Linked DNA regions of Homo sapiens: regions 2 and 3 are each linked to region 1. A link is a contact called in ENCODE POLR2A ChIA-PET data. All regions are on one chromosome and are shown on one strand. The core of a region is the stretch at or near the end of the contact, and the rest is flanking DNA. Distances in the headings are between cores, read along the strand shown. Region 1 holds the start of ZDHHC17 (zDHHC palmitoyltransferase 17). Region 2 holds the start of METAP2 (methionyl aminopeptidase 2). Region 3 holds the start of TSPAN31 (tetraspanin 31).

Region 1 (3,075 bases), core at 151-2,650:
AGACAAGTGTTTAGTCTTACTGTATAGTTCTGTTTATCAGAAACCCAGAGTAGCCTTTTCTACTGAGACTGGCACAGGTATATATTCCGAAGGAACTGTCCCATGTGTTTTTGATAAACCAAAGTGACGAATGAGAGGGTGGTTGAGTGTTAACATGCAACATAAAAGGATGGTTGTCATTATTCACTTTTTAACAAAAACTAGTGGCATGGTACAAACCCAAATCCAGAAAAAAACAGAATCACTCCATTGCAAAGTAACCAGGTAGAGACTTCCATGTTTGTTCATCCTACAACACGACTGTCATCTTTTAACCTCATGAAAACTACCCGAGTTCTTCAGCAAACTGTGCCGCTGCCGCATACAGACATCACTGTGGATCACTAAAAATCAGAATGCATCAAGAATTGCTTCCAAGCCTTAACTAGCACTAGCTCAGCTACAAACTCGGAGGTAAACAAGCACAGACTGACTGACTGTGGAGCGGGGCACTGTTTACTTACATGGGAAGACACTCATGTTGTGATGGGAAACGTGTTGCACTGTCCACCCCTAGCTCCTAGAAAAACGGTACTTTGACAAGCTAATGTGAGTGTAAGTCTATTCCCAAAAGTTTTTACCTCTCTTCTTAATCGCTTAAGGACAAATGCTCAAAAAAGGACGCCCGACACAAGGTGCCCGAGGTGCTACCCATGGCATTACCTGGAAGGACATCACTATGCCCATGAAACTGTCCCCTCACAGTGGACTAAAAGGAAGCAATAGATACCGTCATTCACCCTGGCGAAGGAAAAAGAAATCAAAACCAGACGCGCTTCCACCTGGCCCCAAGAGGCTTGGAGCAAGACTAGGGTCTAAGCTGCGGTTCAAAAACCACACCAGGCCCCTCCGCCTCTGCTCTCAAACGCAGCGCGGCGACACAGCAGAACCATCAACACCTCCACCTCTGTCCTCCAGGCACAGCCAGGGACTGCGTCCCAGAGCCCGCCCCGGTCGGGCCCGCCCCGCTATCTCCTCCCCCGTTATCCGCTCGCAGCCGCGCTCAGGCCTGGATTCGCCTCCCCACCCTCCCCAACTTCGGCACGTCCCACTACCCCACACACGTCGGCCGCCGCCCTCGGCGAGTCCGGGGAAGAAAGGCTGGAGGGCCGCAGGGCAAGGAATCCACTCAGCACGGTTCCTCACCTCTGGGTGGAGAAGGGGCACACAGCCCGCTTCGGTATCGTACTCATCCGGGCCGTCCGCCATCTTGGTGTTAAATCCCTCCTCCCGCTGCATGCTGGGAGAAAGCGTTTCACCCTCCCGGGGCTCGGGCGAGGCGGAGGGCGAGCGCGGGGCGAGCGCGAGCCCCGCCGGAGGCGACGCGGGCCTCCTCCTCCTTCTTCTCCTGCCCCCGTGACGCCCCCTCTGTCCCCTCCCCCCTCGGAGGGCGCGGGTTTCTCCGCGCGTGCGCGGAAGCGCGGCCCGGCCCCAGACTGGATCGCGCTCTGCTGCACTGCGCTGGGGACGGCGGAGGGCTCTGGGCGTGGGCCCCGCGGCTCGGGGGCGGGTCCCGGCTGGAGGTAGATGTGAAGCTCTGGCTGCCCGGGGGAGGCGGCCGGGCGGTTGAGACAGTCGCTTGGGAAACCTAGCAGCTGCTCAGGAGCGAGAACAGAGCTCCGGAGCCGCACGCAGCACAAGTCTGGAGCCCCAGGCAGCCGAGGAGCCCACGCCCACGCGCTCCCACTTCCGCTCCGGGACCCCCGGGACCCCTCTTCAGGAACTCGGGCAGAGTCGTCAGCCAGCTCCAGGGAGGTTTGGGCCCGTCAGGCTTGAGTCGAGACCTGCATCATTCCTGAAGACAAAAGCAGCTTCCCTTTCCTCCACACTTGAAAAGGTCACCCGCAACCTGTCCCTCCGGGGGACGCCCGGAAAAACATGGATACAACTCGGGACTTCCTACTAGAGAACCCTTTTTTTTTTTTTTTTTTTTTTTTTTTTTTTTTTAATGAGACAGAGTTTTGCTCTTGCCGCCCAGGCGGGAGTGCAATGGCGCGATCTCAGCTCACTGCAACCTCTGCCTCCCGGTTCAAGCGATTCTCCTGCCTCAGCCTCCCGAGTAGCTGGAATTACAGGTGCACGCCACCACGCCCGGCTAATTTTTGTATTTTTAGTAGAGACGGGTTTTCACCATGTTGGCCAGGCTAGTCTCGAACTCCTGACCTTAAGCGATCCGCCCGCCTCGGCCTCCCAAAGTGCTGGGATTACAGGCTTGAGTCACCACACCCTGCCGAGAACTCTTTTTAAAATGATCCCAACCTGCTCTCAATCGTCTTGAATTAGTACCACACAAAAAATTTACGAGCTCAAAGCCCACACACCGCCATCTGCAACATTTCGATATAATCCAGGAATTCAGAACTGAAGCCACTTAAACTGAATTCGCTTAAATGCAAGGCAGATAAAATGACTAAAGCCATTTTTTAAAGGATTTTAGGGCGGTATGGGGGAGGTGCTCCCTGTAAATGGGCTGATGGGACAGTTTTAGATAGCATTTGTCTTTCCTTTTAGCTGTTAAAAATTGTAAGTCTAAACAGCTGAGAATTTAGCAGAGATCATGAAAGTTGACCTATTAGAGATCCTGGTACTTACTAATCTGTCTCCTGTTAGGCCAGAAACCACCAGGAAAAAGCCTGTACTCCGATAACGTCAGGCCAATTTGTAAATCAGGAGGGAGGGCACTCCAAAGGAAGCTTGGAATGCCACTGGAAAAGGAAAGAGGAAGCCTCCTTTGTAAGATTAGTTTCCCGCCAAAGGAGTCTGAGGAGGGTCTAAGGAGAGCCAGAATCAGTTCTGCATGGGACGCCGTTTCCGTGGCGGCATGAAGAAAAGCTGGGATTTACGAGGGATTGGATGCTGTCTTGAGGATACAGCAATTTAGTAATTAGGTACCTCCAGTAATAAAGTAGCAACACTAGTAAGAGCAGCAGTTACTCAAAGAGGGGTGAATATGGCGTGTCATAGCTACTGCACGGCTGTGGGAGAAAGAAGTTTCTCAGTTAACTTTGCTGCTGGCTTTTTCTGTATCTGTCCTCC
Region 2 (2,741 bases), core at 82-2,581, about 19 Mb before region 1:
GGCTACTGGAGAGAATTCATATTAAGAAATACAACTGTTAAAAATACATTAGGATCAGTCAGCTTAACACCTTACAAGACAAACAGCAGTGTTTGAATTTCACTCGAAATCCAGGAACAGCCACCAGAGTAACAAATTTTGCTCTGGAAGAGTTCCAGCAACGCTACAACTCTCCTTCCATTCCTATCTAATCAAAATTTCAGAAAGATGAAGATTAGCTCTCTTCGACCTCTCTCAATTCCATCTTAATCGCTTCTGACTTCTCCATTTTCTGTTTCTCTGGCGATTTTAATTAGAAACAAGTAAAAATAATTTTTATTAAGGTGAAGGAGCTTGTGCAGCAAAAACACAGACTTCTCAAAATATGTAAGTTCCTAGTTCATAATATCCAACTGTAAACTCTCAGCAGTTCTCCTTGCCTTACCAGTGGATTTAGAGGTTAAGACCTCAGAAGTTCCATTCTGAGCCACAGAATATCCTATCTGCACTGCCTGCAATTGGTATCATAATTCAGGTCTAAAGGCCCTAAAGCTTGGCGATGCTATGGGATTAGGCAGGTGAAAATTCGTTATCACCACCACAAATTCTGCAATTAATGACATGAGCGCGCGGGCAAACACACATGTACACACACCCCAAAAGTGCAGGCTGCAACAACCCCAACGTGAAACGGGATAGTGGGAGGAGGTGTGCTCTCCATTACATTTGCCCACCCCCAAAGAAAATAAGTCCTAGCTTGCTCCAGCAAACCAGCAAAGACGCGGCAATACGGATCAGAATCGGATTTTTGAGGCGGCGGCCAAATCGCGCGAAAGATGGTAGGGCTGTGCTCTGCGCACAATCTCAAGACCGTGCCACGATGTGCGTGGGAGCTGAGTTCTGGTAATACAGGGGCTCGGGCCCAGCGACCCCAGAGGTACCACACGCCAACCTCAGGCACTCTTTTCTCCCCCACCAGCCCTCTAGTCCCACAGGAGGAGATGACGCCTCTTCTCAGACTAGGAATCTATAGCCCGGCTTTGCCACCCTGTCAGGCCCAAGAATCAGTCTAGTCGGGGCTCTGGGGCCCCGGTCCCGGCCCCCTCAACGGGCCTGAGCCAAACAGTTCAGCCGTTCCCGGAGGGGACTGGGAAAACATAAAACTCTCTTTACCTGCAGAAGGCCCTTTGCTCTTCTTCTTCTTTCGTCTTTTTTTCTTGGCTGCTTCCTCAGCCGTAGAGGCAGCTCCTTCTTCCCTGTCGTCTGGATCCAGGTCGCCATTCAGGTGGCTCCCGGAGGCCGCTACCTCCTCCACACCCGCCATGTTGCCCGAGAGAGCGCGAGGGAATGAGACAGAGCGGCGAGGGCCCCGATCCTTCTCCACCCGCCTACACCAGCCACGCCGGAAGCTGCTCTCGATGGTAGGGACGCAGGGAATGCTGGGACGGCGGAGGACTCAGCTGAGGGTGTCGGGCTAGCTTCGGGCCGGGCGTGCAGGAGTCTCGGCTTGGAGCCCCGCCTGGCTGGAGTCGACTGGGGCCAGACCCGACTGCTTCGTCCGGTGCCTCGGGCATTCCCGAAGCAAATCGGCAAGCGCAGGGTGAAGTTTAAAGGGGAAGTTGAGCTCTAGAGTCAGCCGGAGATACCTGTGGAGACGGGCAACCCGCCGTAGCAAGCGGCGTCTCTGCTGGAACGGAAATATTTTATATTTGCGTTTTTATAAATCACACAGGCAGTGGGGAAACGGGCTAAGAAATGTGTTCACTTGTACACATTTCTATTGTCATGACTCCACATATCTCTTAAATCTAAGAGATTTAATCAAATCTGCGTTGACATTCACAATCACAGCTCTCCGCGAGGCTCTGTAGGCACTGGAGAGAATTTTGGAAGCTGGAGTTCCGTGTTAGTTTATTGTACTACTCAACCCCGGACGGTTCAAGATGGGAACCCGTCACACTCCGCTCACTTTCCAATTCAGGACAAGAATGACAGGTTTTAACACACGGGGACACGGTCTCTCTCATTAATGCAAAAGATCACACTCCGTTTTCTCTATTTCTGGTCACCTTTCTTTTGGATTTAGGACGTTTCACCAGAAACTAATTGAATTTTGCCCATTTCTTTACTTCTTATGTTTTGAGCCTCATGTTCAAACCGCAGTTTGAGATTTAGTTTGTGGCGTAAGTGGATTGTGATTGGCTGCCTGCACCAACTCCTTCTCAATTTCTCCTGAATATGGCTTTGTCCACCTGGAGAGTTTAGGTGTTTTCATTAGTTTTAAACTAGGCACCAAGCTTCATGGGCATCAAAATGTCGTTAAGAGCCTTATTGCCAGTGAGTTTACAGTAAACCTCACACAGGCTCTGACTGCAGCTGCATAAATGTACATTCTCTGTCTTAAAGCTTCAGGCAGCACCTATCCAATAGTAATAAAAACTGTTCCTCTTATTCTTGTACAGATCTTTATCTCTTTAAATCTATCCCTATTTAGATTTTAAATTGTTTTCCCTAGTTGATTGCTGGCAATATAAAAGTTGGTAAACCGGCCGGGCGCTGTGGCTCACGCCTGTAATCCCAGCACTTTGGGAGGGCGAGGTGGGCAGATCACAAGGTCAGGAGTTCGAGACCAGCCTGGCCAATATGGTGAAACCCCGTCTCCACTAAAAATACAAAAATTAGCCGGGCGTGGTGGCAGGCGCCTGTAGTCCCAGCTACTAGGGAGGCTGAGGCAGGACAATCGCTTGAACCCCGGGGGAGGT
Region 3 (2,919 bases), core at 180-2,679, about 19 Mb after region 1:
AGACACGATAAATATCTACCTTTTGAGGTTCTCTAGATCATCCTCATGGAAAATTAACCAGACATCCCAGAGGAAGCAAATAGCCCAAGAGGCCAGAAGCAGTGCACCTAAGGATGATCTTTGGGTAGTTGGGGCCAGACTAAGGAAGGAGTTCGAGGTTAAGAGGAAAATTTTAAAAAGCAAGTAAGTACTTGAAAGGGTACTGTCTTACCTGTTTGCTTCGGTTAATAGCCAGACATGAGCAAGAGATTACAAATTGGAAGATGAAGACCAAACCAAGGATGATCATGTACTGAGAGGAAAGGTTATGGAAAAAAGTCCTAGATTCCTTTATGTTTCATCTATAATAACTGTCTGGTCTCATCTGTTCATAGAACTTACACCACCATGTCAAATTGAAAGCAATAAAATCAGCTCTTGTTTCGTAGATTATGGGACAGGGCAGGGCAAGGAGACGTGTCCAAGATCCCTGAGGTCCCCTACCCTTCTAACATCTTCCTTAGATGACAGCCCTCCCAAGCCCCCGGTTGCCCCCATCACTTCAGGTCAGGATACAAAGAACAGCAGGACTTGGTGGTGGTTGACAGCACCCACCAGTCCAGCCACTGCAATAAGGAGAAGGAAGACTCCCACAGCAATGACTCCGCCGATGATGTGGATGCTGGACACCAGACCCAGGCCCTTGCCCCAAGCAGCCACTCCAATGAGCAACAAGCTCACCAGCTACGAAGAAAGAGCAGGATACATCTCAACAATTCTAGCATGCGGCACAGCCCAAGGCCATACAAGAGGACTTGGGAGCGGGGCAGGGGGAAGGAATAATGGAATAGTGTGTGAATGGGAGCTGGGGATGGTGCTATCCGCACCGGGAGCATCCCTAGGCACTCCCAAAGGTTAGAATGGCTAGGATGGCGGGGAGGGGGTGGCAGGGATGGTAGTATGAATGCAAAAGATGAACCCTCAGGATCATCCTATCACTTCCAGTTTGGAAGAAACTGAGGTTCACAGGAAGGAGGTATGGAACTTACGCCCACGGCCTTCAGTTCATTCCCCCACCCTCAGACAAACCCCCTTAATCAACCGGAAGTCTCCTCTCTCCCACGGAAGTCCCCAGGAATTCCCTCGTCGCCGGAAGTTCCTGGGAATCTTCCCGGAACCCCCATACACCCCTCTCCCCACCGGAAGTACCCTAGAGATTCTCCCCACGGGGCCTTTCCGCCTTGAAGCTTCCCCCACCTCCAAAACCTCACCATGTAGACCACGTTGAGAGCGCAAAGCGCATTCTTGGAGCAGGCAAAGCCGCCACAAACCATCTCCCCAGCTCTGGGGACCCAAGTGGTCCCAAGGACTTGGGGGGAGGGTATTGGGGACCGTCTTCCAGGACCCCGACAGCTTCTGTCTCTTTAAATCGAGGCCAGCCAAACCCAATACTCTGCGCCTGCACCGTCCCTCCCCTGCCTCTGGATTGGCGAAATGCGTGGCTAATCCTGGACGTCCAAGGCCTGCATGCCAATCAACCCGCATTACGTCACCGACCCGCCTTCTGTCCCTCTCCTTTTGTTTTTTCATTGGGCGAAACTTAAAACTAGGGGCAGGGTTTCTAGAGACTCTCTTAGGGACTACAGCCTAAACTCCAAAAGCTTAGGTTGAAAGCTGAGCTTTCTGTGGTCGGAGTTAGGAGAGGGCTAATTCCCAGGGAGACGGCTCTGGAGGAACTTAGGTGAAGGGGAGACGGCGGGAGGGGCGGGTAGGGGGCCGCTCTGAGAGCTGGGCAAAAAGGGCTCCGCCCGTAGAAGGAGGGCCCTTCCCCACCCCCTTCCCCCTGTTCTGCAGTGACCTCACGATGACGCCATTGTTTTGTTATTGCGTCACGCTCGGGAACACCCAAAGGAGCCACATATTGAGCTTATTTAGCCCGGCCGCAGAGTCCGCGGGTTGGACACAGCAACACCCAGCAAATCATCACACGTTTGTGTGTCCTCTAGTACCCATGTCCTGTTCCATATCTCCTCCTAAAGGGGTGTGAATATACCAGAAATTCAGTGTGGAAATAGCGGCCTCAGGCCAGCGCATTCCTGTATGTGGCATTGCCACAAGTGCACAGAGGGGTGTGCTCAGCATTTTCAGAGTACACGCCTGATCTAGGGCTTGCAAAAAAACGGCAGGCAAGAGGAAGAGTCTCATTTACATAAATATAAGTGGAAGGAGCCTCCACCTTTTCACTTGGGGGTAGGCTGATCAACAACTTTATTATCTAGTAAGTGCTTTGACAAACCGTCCTTCTCACGGGGGTAGGGAAAGGCATAATCCTTCTCTTCCCCAGGAGAAAGAAACAGTAGGAACAAAAAAGAAAACCCTCCAATCAACTCAACAGAATGATTTAAGTTTGTGTGTACTTAGATTCTATAGACTTACTGCCACAGTCAGATTGCCACTTCCTAGCTGCGTAACCTTTGGCCAGGCACTTAGAAACTGTCTGTGCGTGTTTCCTCATCTGTAAAATGGGGATAAATAACAACACACCCTACCTCTTGGGTTGTAAGAATTAAATGAGTTAATATATGTAGAATACTTAGAACAGTACCTGGCATATAGTAAACACTCAATGTTAGTTATTACTTTTCAGGTCATTTTACAGGTTCCTGTGGGCAATTCCAACCTCAATTCCCTTATCTTTAACTACACAGTATTTATATAAACTCTTACAGAAATTAATACCAAAAAGGTATGCAGGAGAATAGATGTTTGACAGGGCGAGAGAGGTGTTTGGGTCTTGAAACAAGGTAATTAAGTTATTATCATTATTATTATTTTGAGACAGAGTCTCCCTCTGTCGCCCAGGCTGGAGTGTAGTGGCGCGATCTCAGTTCACTGCAACCTTCACCTCCCGGGTTCAAACAATTCTCCTGCCTGGCTCAG

Evidence for each region. ChIA-PET counts read pairs that join two places held with the same protein, here RNA polymerase II (POLR2A).
Region 2: POLR2A ChIA-PET joins it to region 1 with 10 read pairs in T-cell. The contact joins the promoter of METAP2 here to the promoter of ZDHHC17 in region 1. POLR2A ChIA-PET finds 5 or more read pairs at or near these places in 2 of 52 experiments (AG04450 and T-cell).
Region 3: POLR2A ChIA-PET joins it to region 1 with 10 read pairs in A673. The contact joins the promoter of TSPAN31 here to the promoter of ZDHHC17 in region 1. POLR2A ChIA-PET finds 5 or more read pairs at or near these places in 2 of 52 experiments (A673 and activated naive CD8-positive, alpha-beta T cell).

What each region holds. Positions count from the first base shown.
Region 1 is chr12:76,762,440-76,765,514 of GRCh38, reverse strand. It overlaps ZDHHC17 (zDHHC palmitoyltransferase 17), which reads right to left and starts at 1,400. Exons shown (of 17, transcript NM_015336.4): 1 at 1,186-1,400. The coding sequence starts at 1,278. RefSeq lists enhancers at 1,053-1,202, 394-1,236, 1,212-1,506, 1,803-1,902 and a silencer at 1,253-1,662.
Region 2 is chr12:95,472,742-95,475,482 of GRCh38, reverse strand. It overlaps METAP2 (methionyl aminopeptidase 2), which reads right to left and starts at 1,331. Exons shown (of 11, transcript NM_006838.4): 1 at 1,153-1,331. The coding sequence starts at 1,303. RefSeq lists an enhancer at 1,115-1,514.
Region 3 is chr12:57,743,549-57,746,467 of GRCh38, reverse strand. It overlaps TSPAN31 (tetraspanin 31), which reads right to left and starts at 1,429. Exons shown (of 6, transcript NM_005981.5): 1 at 1,251-1,429; 2 at 556-723; 3 at 212-292. The coding sequence starts at 1,313. RefSeq lists an enhancer at 619-698.